2 separate regions of the Homo sapiens genome follow, and region 2 is linked to region 1. A link is a contact called in ENCODE Hi-C data. All regions are on one chromosome and are shown on one strand. The core of a region is the stretch at or near the end of the contact, and the rest is flanking DNA. Distances in the headings are between cores, read along the strand shown.

The links. A loop is a pair of places that touch in the nucleus more often than their neighbours do. Pooled maps may share reads with other maps.
Region 2: a pooled map shows a loop between it and region 1 (6-fold over the local background). The contact joins two enhancer-like sites. A Hi-C loop is called at or near these places in 2 of 50 pooled maps.

Annotation. Positions count from the first base shown.
Region 1 is chr2:203,869,668-203,874,781 of GRCh38, forward strand. CTLA4 (cytotoxic T-lymphocyte associated protein 4) reads left to right here. Exons shown (of 4, transcript NM_005214.5): 2 at 919-1,266; 3 at 1,711-1,820; 4 at 3,041-4,298. The coding sequence ends at 3,145. Among named protein-coding and RNA genes, the nearest start is that of CTLA4, 4.5 kb to the left of the region's middle. RefSeq lists an enhancer at 1,787-1,896 and a silencer at 2,117-2,206. Within about 2 kb of position 1,989, at least 2 of the 41 ENCODE cell types and tissues checked have a DNase peak (open chromatin) inside an H3K27ac peak, as active enhancers do.
Region 2 is chr2:202,605,514-202,610,627 of GRCh38, forward strand. No RefSeq gene overlaps it. Among named protein-coding and RNA genes, the nearest start is that of FAM117B, 27 kb to the right of the region's middle. RefSeq lists an enhancer at 4,193-4,432. Within about 2 kb of position 3,123, at least 3 of the 41 ENCODE cell types and tissues checked have a DNase peak (open chromatin) inside an H3K27ac peak, as active enhancers do.

The DNA.
Region 1 (5,114 bases), core at 739-3,238:
GTTTTGAGTTTCACTTGTCAGACTGACTGGAGAGGGGCCTGGTTAGTTACAGGAAGGTAATTTGGCATGCAGCCACTATTTTTGAGTTGATGCAAGCCTCTCTGTATGGAGAGCTGGTCTCCTTTATCCTGTGGGAAAAGAGAACAAAGGAGCATGGGAGTGTTCAAGGGAAGGAGAAATAAAGGGCAGAGAGGCAGCGGTGGTGTCAGGGGAAGCCCACAGGAGTTAACAGCAGGGTTGCCTCAACCTAGAGAGGAAGCGACCTGGTGCCCTCGGCTCTGTGGCTTCCTTCATCTAACAACATCTTCCACTCTACAACAATGCCAGGGAAGGCGGAGGCTGGTACAGTGCATCAAGACACAGCTACTCCTGGGTGACAGAGGTTCAGGGCCAGCTCACTAAGTAGGCAGAAGTTTTTGACATATACTTTGAGAGATAAAGCAAGATTCTGTACCTCAACCTTCAGAATTTCCCCTACCACTCATTATAGTTCCGGAGCTATATAGCTCCTATCATTCTATCATAACCTTAGAATACCAGAGAACATATCATCTCATCTAATTATCTCTTACTATATGTGAAAAAAATGAAGGACATGGGGGAAGTGTGACTTGCCCCAAATCACATATTTCATGGTAGAGCCAGGTCTTCTGTTTGTCATATCAGTGTTCTTCCTGCCACAACCATCTTGAAGAATCTATTTCTCAGTAAGAAAATATCTTTATGGAGAGTAGCTGGAAAACAGTTGAGAGATGGAGGGGAGGCTGGGGGTGTGGAGAGGGGAAGGGGTAAGTGATAGATTCGTTGAAGGGGGGAGAAAAGGCCGTGGGGATGAAGCTAGAAGGCAGAAGGGCTTGCCTGGGCTTGGCCATGAAGGAGCATGAGTTCACTGAGTTCCCTTTGGCTTTTCCATGCTAGCAATGCACGTGGCCCAGCCTGCTGTGGTACTGGCCAGCAGCCGAGGCATCGCCAGCTTTGTGTGTGAGTATGCATCTCCAGGCAAAGCCACTGAGGTCCGGGTGACAGTGCTTCGGCAGGCTGACAGCCAGGTGACTGAAGTCTGTGCGGCAACCTACATGATGGGGAATGAGTTGACCTTCCTAGATGATTCCATCTGCACGGGCACCTCCAGTGGAAATCAAGTGAACCTCACTATCCAAGGACTGAGGGCCATGGACACGGGACTCTACATCTGCAAGGTGGAGCTCATGTACCCACCGCCATACTACCTGGGCATAGGCAACGGAACCCAGATTTATGTAATTGGTGAGCAAAGCCATTTCACTGAGTTGACACCTGTTGCATTGCAGTCTTCTATGCACAAAAACAGTTTTGTTCCTTAATTTCAGGAGGTTTACTTTTAGGACTGTGGACATTCTCTTTAAGAGTTCTGTACCACATGGTAGCCTTGCTTATTGTGGGTGGCAACCTTAATAGCATTCTGACTGTAAAATAAAATGATTTGGGGAAGTTGGGGCTCTCGCTCTGGAGTGCTAACCATCATGACGTTTGATCTGTACTTTTGATATGATATGATGCTCCTGGGGAAGTAGTCCCAAATAGCCAAACCTATTGGTGGGCTACCCATGCAATTTAGGGGTGGACCTCAAGGCCTGGAAGCTCTAATGTCCTTTTTTCACCAATGTTGGGGAGTAGAGCCCTAGAGTTTAAAACTGTCTCAGGGAGGCTCTGCTTTGTTTTCTGTTGCAGATCCAGAACCGTGCCCAGATTCTGACTTCCTCCTCTGGATCCTTGCAGCAGTTAGTTCGGGGTTGTTTTTTTATAGCTTTCTCCTCACAGCTGTTTCTTTGAGCAAAATGGTGAGTGTGGTGCTGATGGTGCACCATGTCTGATGGGGATACCTTTAGTGGTATCAACTGGCCAAAAGATGATGTTGAGTTTAGTGTTCTTGAGATGAGATGAGGCAATAAATGAAGAGGAAGGACAGTGGTAAAGAACGCACTAGAACCGTAGGCATTGGCATTTGAGGTTTCAGAATGACTAATATTTTAGATGAATTTGTTTGACATTGAATGTTCATGTGCTTCTGAGCAGGGTTTCAATTTGAGTAACCGTTGCAATAACATGGGGCAGCTGTTTTGCTCTTTGTCTTCATGACAACTGTACTTAAGCTAACAGCCCTGAAACATGAGATTAGGCTGGGCAGAATGCTGCTAGAGAGGACCACTTGGATGGTCTTTATTCTCCTTCTCCATGTCCCTCTCCATCACCTGGAAGTCACCTCTGGGTGCCACTCTGGTGCCTTCCTTGTCGAAGCTGTAGCTGCTCACATGACACCTATCCCTGTTATCCAGTTTGCTTGACTGGGACGTTTTGCCTTCCCCTTCAGCCAGGAAGTGAAAGTCCCAGTTTTTATTTATCACAGGTGTTGGTATTGGTGGTAGAAGAGGTAGAATTATGGAATCAGGCCTCCTGTCAGGATTTCTTTTTGACAGTCCCTCTCAGACACCTCTGCCTAAGGCCAGCTTTGCCATTACAAACTCTCCCTTCTCCCTCTCTCCCTTCTTCTCTTCCTCTTCCTTCTTCTCGCTCTTTCTCTCTCTCTCTTTCTCCCTCTCTGTCTCTTATACACATACACAAAGATATACTCTATTCCAACATCCTCTACCCAACCTGACAGAGATGTCCTTTGCTGTAGGTTCAGCAGTGGGGATGAGAAATACAGCTCTCAAACAGGATAACTAAAGCTTATTATCTTATCAAGCTTGTTCCCTTGCAGACAAGATTGATCAATTATCATAGGCTTTCTGGGTGTTCTTTCTGAAGCTTTCTCAAAGTCTCTTTCTCCTATCTTCCATTCAAGGCAAATGATTGCCATTTAACATCAAAATCACAGTTATTTATCTAAAATAAATTTTAATAGCTGAATCAAGAAAATCTCCTGAGGTTTATAATTCTGTATGCTGTGAACATTCATTTTTAACCAGCTAGGGACCCAATATGTGTTGAGTTCTATTATGGTTAGAAGTGGCTTCCGTATTCCTCAGTAGTAATTACTGTTTCTTTTTGTGTTTGACAGCTAAAGAAAAGAAGCCCTCTTACAACAGGGGTCTATGTGAAAATGCCCCCAACAGAGCCAGAATGTGAAAAGCAATTTCAGCCTTATTTTATTCCCATCAATTGAGAAACCATTATGAAGAAGAGAGTCCATATTTCAATTTCCAAGAGCTGAGGCAATTCTAACTTTTTTGCTATCCAGCTATTTTTATTTGTTTGTGCATTTGGGGGGAATTCATCTCTCTTTAATATAAAGTTGGATGCGGAACCCAAATTACGTGTACTACAATTTAAAGCAAAGGAGTAGAAAGACAGAGCTGGGATGTTTCTGTCACATCAGCTCCACTTTCAGTGAAAGCATCACTTGGGATTAATATGGGGATGCAGCATTATGATGTGGGTCAAGGAATTAAGTTAGGGAATGGCACAGCCCAAAGAAGGAAAAGGCAGGGAGCGAGGGAGAAGACTATATTGTACACACCTTATATTTACGTATGAGACGTTTATAGCCGAAATGATCTTTTCAAGTTAAATTTTATGCCTTTTATTTCTTAAACAAATGTATGATTACATCAAGGCTTCAAAAATACTCACATGGCTATGTTTTAGCCAGTGATGCTAAAGGTTGTATTGCATATATACATATATATATATATATATATATATATATATATATATATATATATATATATATATATTTTAATTTGATAGTATTGTGCATAGAGCCACGTATGTTTTTGTGTATTTGTTAATGGTTTGAATATAAACACTATATGGCAGTGTCTTTCCACCTTGGGTCCCAGGGAAGTTTTGTGGAGGAGCTCAGGACACTAATACACCAGGTAGAACACAAGGTCATTTGCTAACTAGCTTGGAAACTGGATGAGGTCATAGCAGTGCTTGATTGCGTGGAATTGTGCTGAGTTGGTGTTGACATGTGCTTTGGGGCTTTTACACCAGTTCCTTTCAATGGTTTGCAAGGAAGCCACAGCTGGTGGTATCTGAGTTGACTTGACAGAACACTGTCTTGAAGACAATGGCTTACTCCAGGAGACCCACAGGTATGACCTTCTAGGAAGCTCCAGTTCGATGGGCCCAATTCTTACAAACATGTGGTTAATGCCATGGACAGAAGAAGGCAGCAGGTGGCAGAATGGGGTGCATGAAGGTTTCTGAAAATTAACACTGCTTGTGTTTTTAACTCAATATTTTCCATGAAAATGCAACAACATGTATAATATTTTTAATTAAATAAAAATCTGTGGTGGTCGTTTTCCGGAGTTGTCTTTATCATCCTTGCATTTGAATATTGTGTTCAAATTTTTGATTGATTCATTCAGTATCTGGTGGAGTCTCCAATATTAGAAATACTGGAAACAAACTGAAAAACCACAAAAGGACAAATAATGCTTCATGAGTCAGCTTTGCACCAGCCATTACCTGCAAGTCATTCTTGGAAGGTATCCATCCTCTTTCCTTTTGATTTCTTCACCACTATTTGGGATATAACGTGGGTTAACACAGACATAGCAGTCCTTTATAAATCAATTGGCATGCTGTTTAACACAGGTTCTTCACCTCCCCTTTCTTACCGCCTGCTTTCTCAGCTCAACTATCACAGGCATTACAGTTGTCATGGCAACCCCAATGTTGGCAACCACGTCCCTTGCAGCCATTTTGATCTGCCTTCCTGAAATATAGAGCTTTTCCCTGTGGCTTCCAAATGAACTATTTTGCAAATGTGGGGAAAACACACACCTGTGGTCCTATGTTGCTATCAGCTGGCACACCTAGGCCTGGCACACTAAGCCCTCTGTGATTCTTGCTTAACCAATGTATAGTCTCAGCACATTTGGTTTCCACTTAAGGTTTCCTATTTTTGACCTCCACATCCTGTTATTGTCTTTTGCAGTGATTCTCAGTGTGGTCAGGGACCACCTGTAACTGAATCCACTGGGTCACTTACTAAAAACACCAATTCACACTTATTCCCAGATGCGTTGAATCAGAATCTTTGAGTGGTGGGGCCAGGAGTTTGTATTTCCAAAAATCTTCCCAGTGCTTCTTATACCCATCAAGTTTTGAGAATCACTGCT
Region 2 (5,114 bases), core at 1,873-4,372, 1.3 Mb before region 1:
TTTAGGGTACATGTGCACAATGTGCAGGTTAGTTACATATGTATACATGTGCCATGCTGGTGTGCTGCACCCATTAACTCGTCATTTAGCATTAGGTATATCTCCTAATGCTATCCCTCCCCCCTCCCCGCACCCCACAACAGTCCCCAGAATGTGATGTTCCCCTTCCTGTGTCCATGTGTTCTCATTGTTCAATTCCCACCTATGAGTGAGACTATGCGGTGTTTGGCTTTTTGTTCTTGCGATAGTTTACTGAGAATGATGATTTCCAATTTCATCCATGTCCCTACAAAGGACATGAACTCATCATTTTTTATGGCTGCATTGTATTCCATGGTGTATATGTGCCACATTTTCTTAATCCAGTCTATCATTGTTCAACATTTGGGTTGGTTCCAAGTCTTTGCTATTGTGAATAGTGCCGCAATAAACATACGTGTGCATGTGTCTTTATAGCAGCATGATTTATAGTCCTTTGGGTATATACCCAGTAATGGGATGGCTGGGTCAAATGGTATTTCTAGTTCTAGATCCCCGAGGAATCGCCACACTGACTTCCACAAGGGTTGAACTAGTTTACAGTCCCACCAACAGTGTAAAAGTGTTCCTATTTCTCCACATCCTCTCTAGCACCTGTTGTTTCCTGACTTTTTAATGATGGCCATTCTAACTGGTGTGAGATGGTATCTCATTGTGGTTTTGATTTGCATTTCTCTGATGGCCAGTGATGGTGAGCATTTTTTCATGTGTTTTTTGGCTGCATAAATGTCTTCTTTTGAGAAGTGTCTGTTCATGTCCTTCGCCCACTTTTTGATGGGGTTGTTTGTTTTTTTCTTGTAAATTTGTTTGAGTTCATTGTAGATTCTGGATATTAGCCCTTTGTCAGATGAGTAGGTTGCGAAAATTTTCTCCCATTTTGTAGGTTGCCTGTTCACTCTGATGGTAGGTTCTTTTGCTGTGCAGAAGCTCTTTAGTTTAATTAGATCCCATTTGTCAATTTTGGCTTTTGTTGCCATTGCTTTTGGTGTTTTAGACATGAAGTCCTTGCCCATGCCTATGTCCTGAATGGTAATGCCTAGGTTTTCTTCTAGGGTTTTTATGGTTTTAGGTCTAACGTTTAAGTCTTTAATCCATCTTGAATTAATTTTTGTATAAGGTGTAAGGAAGGGATCCAGTTTCAGCTTTCTACATATGGCTAGCCAGTTTTCCCAGCACCATTTATTAAATAGGGAATCCTTTCCCCATTGCTTGTTTTTCTCAGATCAGATCAAAGATCAGATAGTTGTAGATACGCGGCGTTATTTCTGAGGGCTCTGTTCTGTTCCATTGATCTATATCTCTGTTTTGGTACCAGTACCATGCTGTTTTAGTTACTGTAGCCTTGTAGTATAGTTTGAAGTCAGGTAGCGTGATGCCTCCAGCTTTGTTCTTTTGGCTTAGGATTGACTTGGCGATGCGGGCTCCTTTTTGGTTCCATATGAACTTTAAAGTAGTTTTTTCCAATTCTGTGAAGAAAGTCATTGGTAGCTTGATGGGGATGGCATTGAATCTATAAATTACCTTGGGCAGTATGGCCATTTTCATGATATTGATTCTTCCTACCCAGGAGCATGGAATGTTCTTCCATTTGTTTGTATCCTCTTTTATTTCCTTGAGCAGTGGTTTGTAGTTCTCCTTGAAGAGGTCCTTCATGTCCCTTGTAAGTTGGATTCCTAGGTATTTTATTCTCTTTGAAGCAATTGTGAATGGGAGTTCACTCATGATTTGGCTCTCTGTTTGTCTGTTATTGGTGTGTAAGAATGCTTGTGATTTTTGTACATTTATTTTGTATCCTGAGACTTTGCTGAAGTTGCTTATCAGCTTAAGGAGATTTTGGGCTGAGACAATGGGGTTTTCTAGATATACAATCATGTCATCTGTAAACAGGGACAATTTGACTTCCTCTTTTCCTAACTGAATACCCTTTATTTCTTTCTCCTGCCTAATTGCCCTGGCCAGAACTTCCAACACTATGTTGAATAGGAGTGGTGAGAGAAGGGATCTGATTTTCTTTTGCTTCTTTTTTTTTTTAAGATGGAGTCTTGCTCTGTTGCCCAGGCTGGAATGCAGTGGCACAATCTTGGCTCACTGCAACCTCTGCCTCCTGGGTTCAAGTAATTCTCCTGCCTCAGCCTCCCAAGTGGCTGGGATTACAGGCACCCACCACCATGCCCAGCTAATTTTTGTATTTTTAGTAGAGACGGGGTTTCACCATATTGGCCAGGCTGGTCTCAAACTCCTGACCTTGTGATCTGCCCACCTCAGCCTCCCAAAGTGTTGGGATTACAGGCATGAGTCACCACGCCCGGCCTTTTGCTTCTTTTGGAATTAGGAGGGGGGTCATAGGATGTCCTCAGGATCAGAGATCCAAGGAGATATCTGGAAGGAAGAATGTGTTCTCTCGGTAAAGGAAGGGGAAAGCTGCCATGTTGCTGACTTTGCTATAGCAGATGACAAGGAGTTAATTGCAGCCTAACTCCTCTCCTCATTGTGGGGGTTACTGGCTTTGCAGTGTCTTGGCAAAGTCTCATAGACATGTCATGGCAGCCTATCCCTTGCTTTCTTCTGTCTACATGCCTACACACCCAGGGATGGAGAATCAAGAGATCAGTTTTCTGGCTGCCATTGAAAGGATGCTCTGTCAGAAGCAAAGGCTTGACTTATTCTGAAGATTACCCTGATCTGCAAAGCTGCAGAATGCATAGTTATTTGTTACCTGGACTTAAAGTAAGGCAAGGCCCAGTGTCACATTACTTTGCCTCTAACAGACCTTTCTTGCAATGACTGTTTCATGCCATCAGTCACTCAACATTTACAAAGCACTTACCTTAGCATGAAGGAAAGGTTGAAAAGGAAGAGAAACCATGATCTCAGGGATTGAAGACTGAAAAATTGCTGTGAGAATAGAGAATGCTCAGAAACATTAAGTACTATAAAAACAAATACATATTAACATAATACATAGTATTTCCAGAAATATTTAGAAATTAATTGCAATGATCAAACCTGGATGGAGTTAATCAGAGTCATGGCACCCAGTGGGATGACTTAGAACCATGAGGGGAAGTTAGATAACTTGCTCTAGATCATGCAGCTGTAAAAGAGGAACTGCAGTTTGAATCCAGGCACTCTGGCTCCAAACTTAACATCGTACTAGATTGCGTCTCTGAAGTCAAAGAGCAAGGAAAGAAAACTACCCTAGTGCAGTTGTTGAGAGTATGACCTCTAGACTCAGACTCCCTGGGATTCCATCCTGCCTCTAGCATTTACCATACACTCCTGGACAATCCACTTACCATTCTATCCTTTCTTTTCCTTATCCATAAAAATGGGGATAATAGGCTGGACGCGGTCACTCACACCTGTAGTTTCAGCACTTTGGGAGGCCTAGGTGGGCAGATCACGAAGTCAGGAGTCTGAGACCAGCCTGACCAACATAGTGAAACCCCATCTCTACTAAAAATATAAAAATTAGCTGGGCGTGGTGGCATGCGCCTGTAATCCCAGTTACTCAGGAGGCTGAGGCAGGAGAATTGCTTGAACCCGGGAGGCGGAGGTTGCAGTGAGCCAAGATCGTGCCACTGCACTCCAGCCTGGCAACAGAGTGAGACTCTGTCTCAAAAAAAAAAGAGGGGGATAATAGTAACTGTGTATGAAGTTGCTATAAGGTACAAATGTGGTATATAGTGTGTAAAGTGTGCAGCCCAGTGCCTCAGACATAGTGATTGCTCAATAAATGTTAACTATCAATAAAATGATTATTATCATCCTATTTCTAAGAACCTGAAGTCCTACCAGGATAGTAACTCTAATTGCCAGAATAAGAAGGGGAAGTTTGGGTTGAGGTTATTTTCCAATCAGAAGTCCTTGAAGGAAAATCATGTCAGAAGGGAGGGAAAGGAAAGGAAACCAAGACTCTGGTTAGTGTAGACCCTCTTGGGTTGTGGACAAGAGAGTATGGGATTGCCATTTTATTAGTAACTTATACATTGTGCATGAATTTAACTTCCCTTTTGGTTTCCTCTTTTCATCCTCACTATTACTAGACCATGCATATATTGAGAAGTAATCTATGCTGCAACTCTCCCTCAGAACTGTACGTACTTAAAATCAAGTTAGTAGAGATTTTGAAAGGACTGTGCTTTAAAGAAAACACAAAAAACCAGTAACATAATAGATGATTGTCCTTATTCATAGGTCAGGGAGCCACTAGTCCACTGCAGCTCTTTTCTCCTAGAGAGATCTTCAAGAAGAGGTCTTTGTGCCCCATATGTAATGACTACTTAGGAGCTGAGTCAAACAAAGAGTCTTATTTTAGTTTTCTAAATACCAAGTCTGGGCAGGCCTGTGTTTTCGCTACATGGGAGGAGTCAAGTATCTTTTCACTACATGGGAGGGGTAAGTGGTTAAGTTTTTTCATATGTTGGCTGCCTAAGTCATTCTGCTTGGTACCGTGGCTCAGTTAGTTTTGTCAACTGACCAAGGACTATATAAGTGAGGGCAAAGCTACACCCCACTGTGTGTAACAGGAAGGAGTGACATGGCACTCTGCCCTTTGAATTCATTGTGTATTCTGGGCCTGGCTAAGTGATATTGAGAAAAGATAGCAGTAATCTTTGGTAACATTAGTGCTCTTAAAACCATTCACTCACAAATATTTATTGACAATAGTAGAACATCTGTAAAGAACACAGTATCTTGCAAATAGTAGAAGATCAAATTTTGTGGACTATAAACCAATGTTTGGGCTGTACATTTGCCAATATGCAGCATTTAACTACATTTCTTCAAGCAAAATTCAACTATATCTTCAGAGTAAAGAATAGGAGAAAAGGAATGAATTAGATACAATGTCGTTTGGATGTATTTTTCTACATTCAGCTTCCCCGCTATTAAGAAATCGCAGCTCCAGTTCAGCAGTGGTAAAGTGATTGCTATCACACAGCAATGAGTGGTGTCTGTGAGCTCATGTTGAGCAGTTGTTACAGAATTTGAAAGGGCAAGGCATATTTCATGTACGAGTCCTCAACTATCTCCATCAAGCTGTCACCATAGAGACTGAGAACTTAAAGACT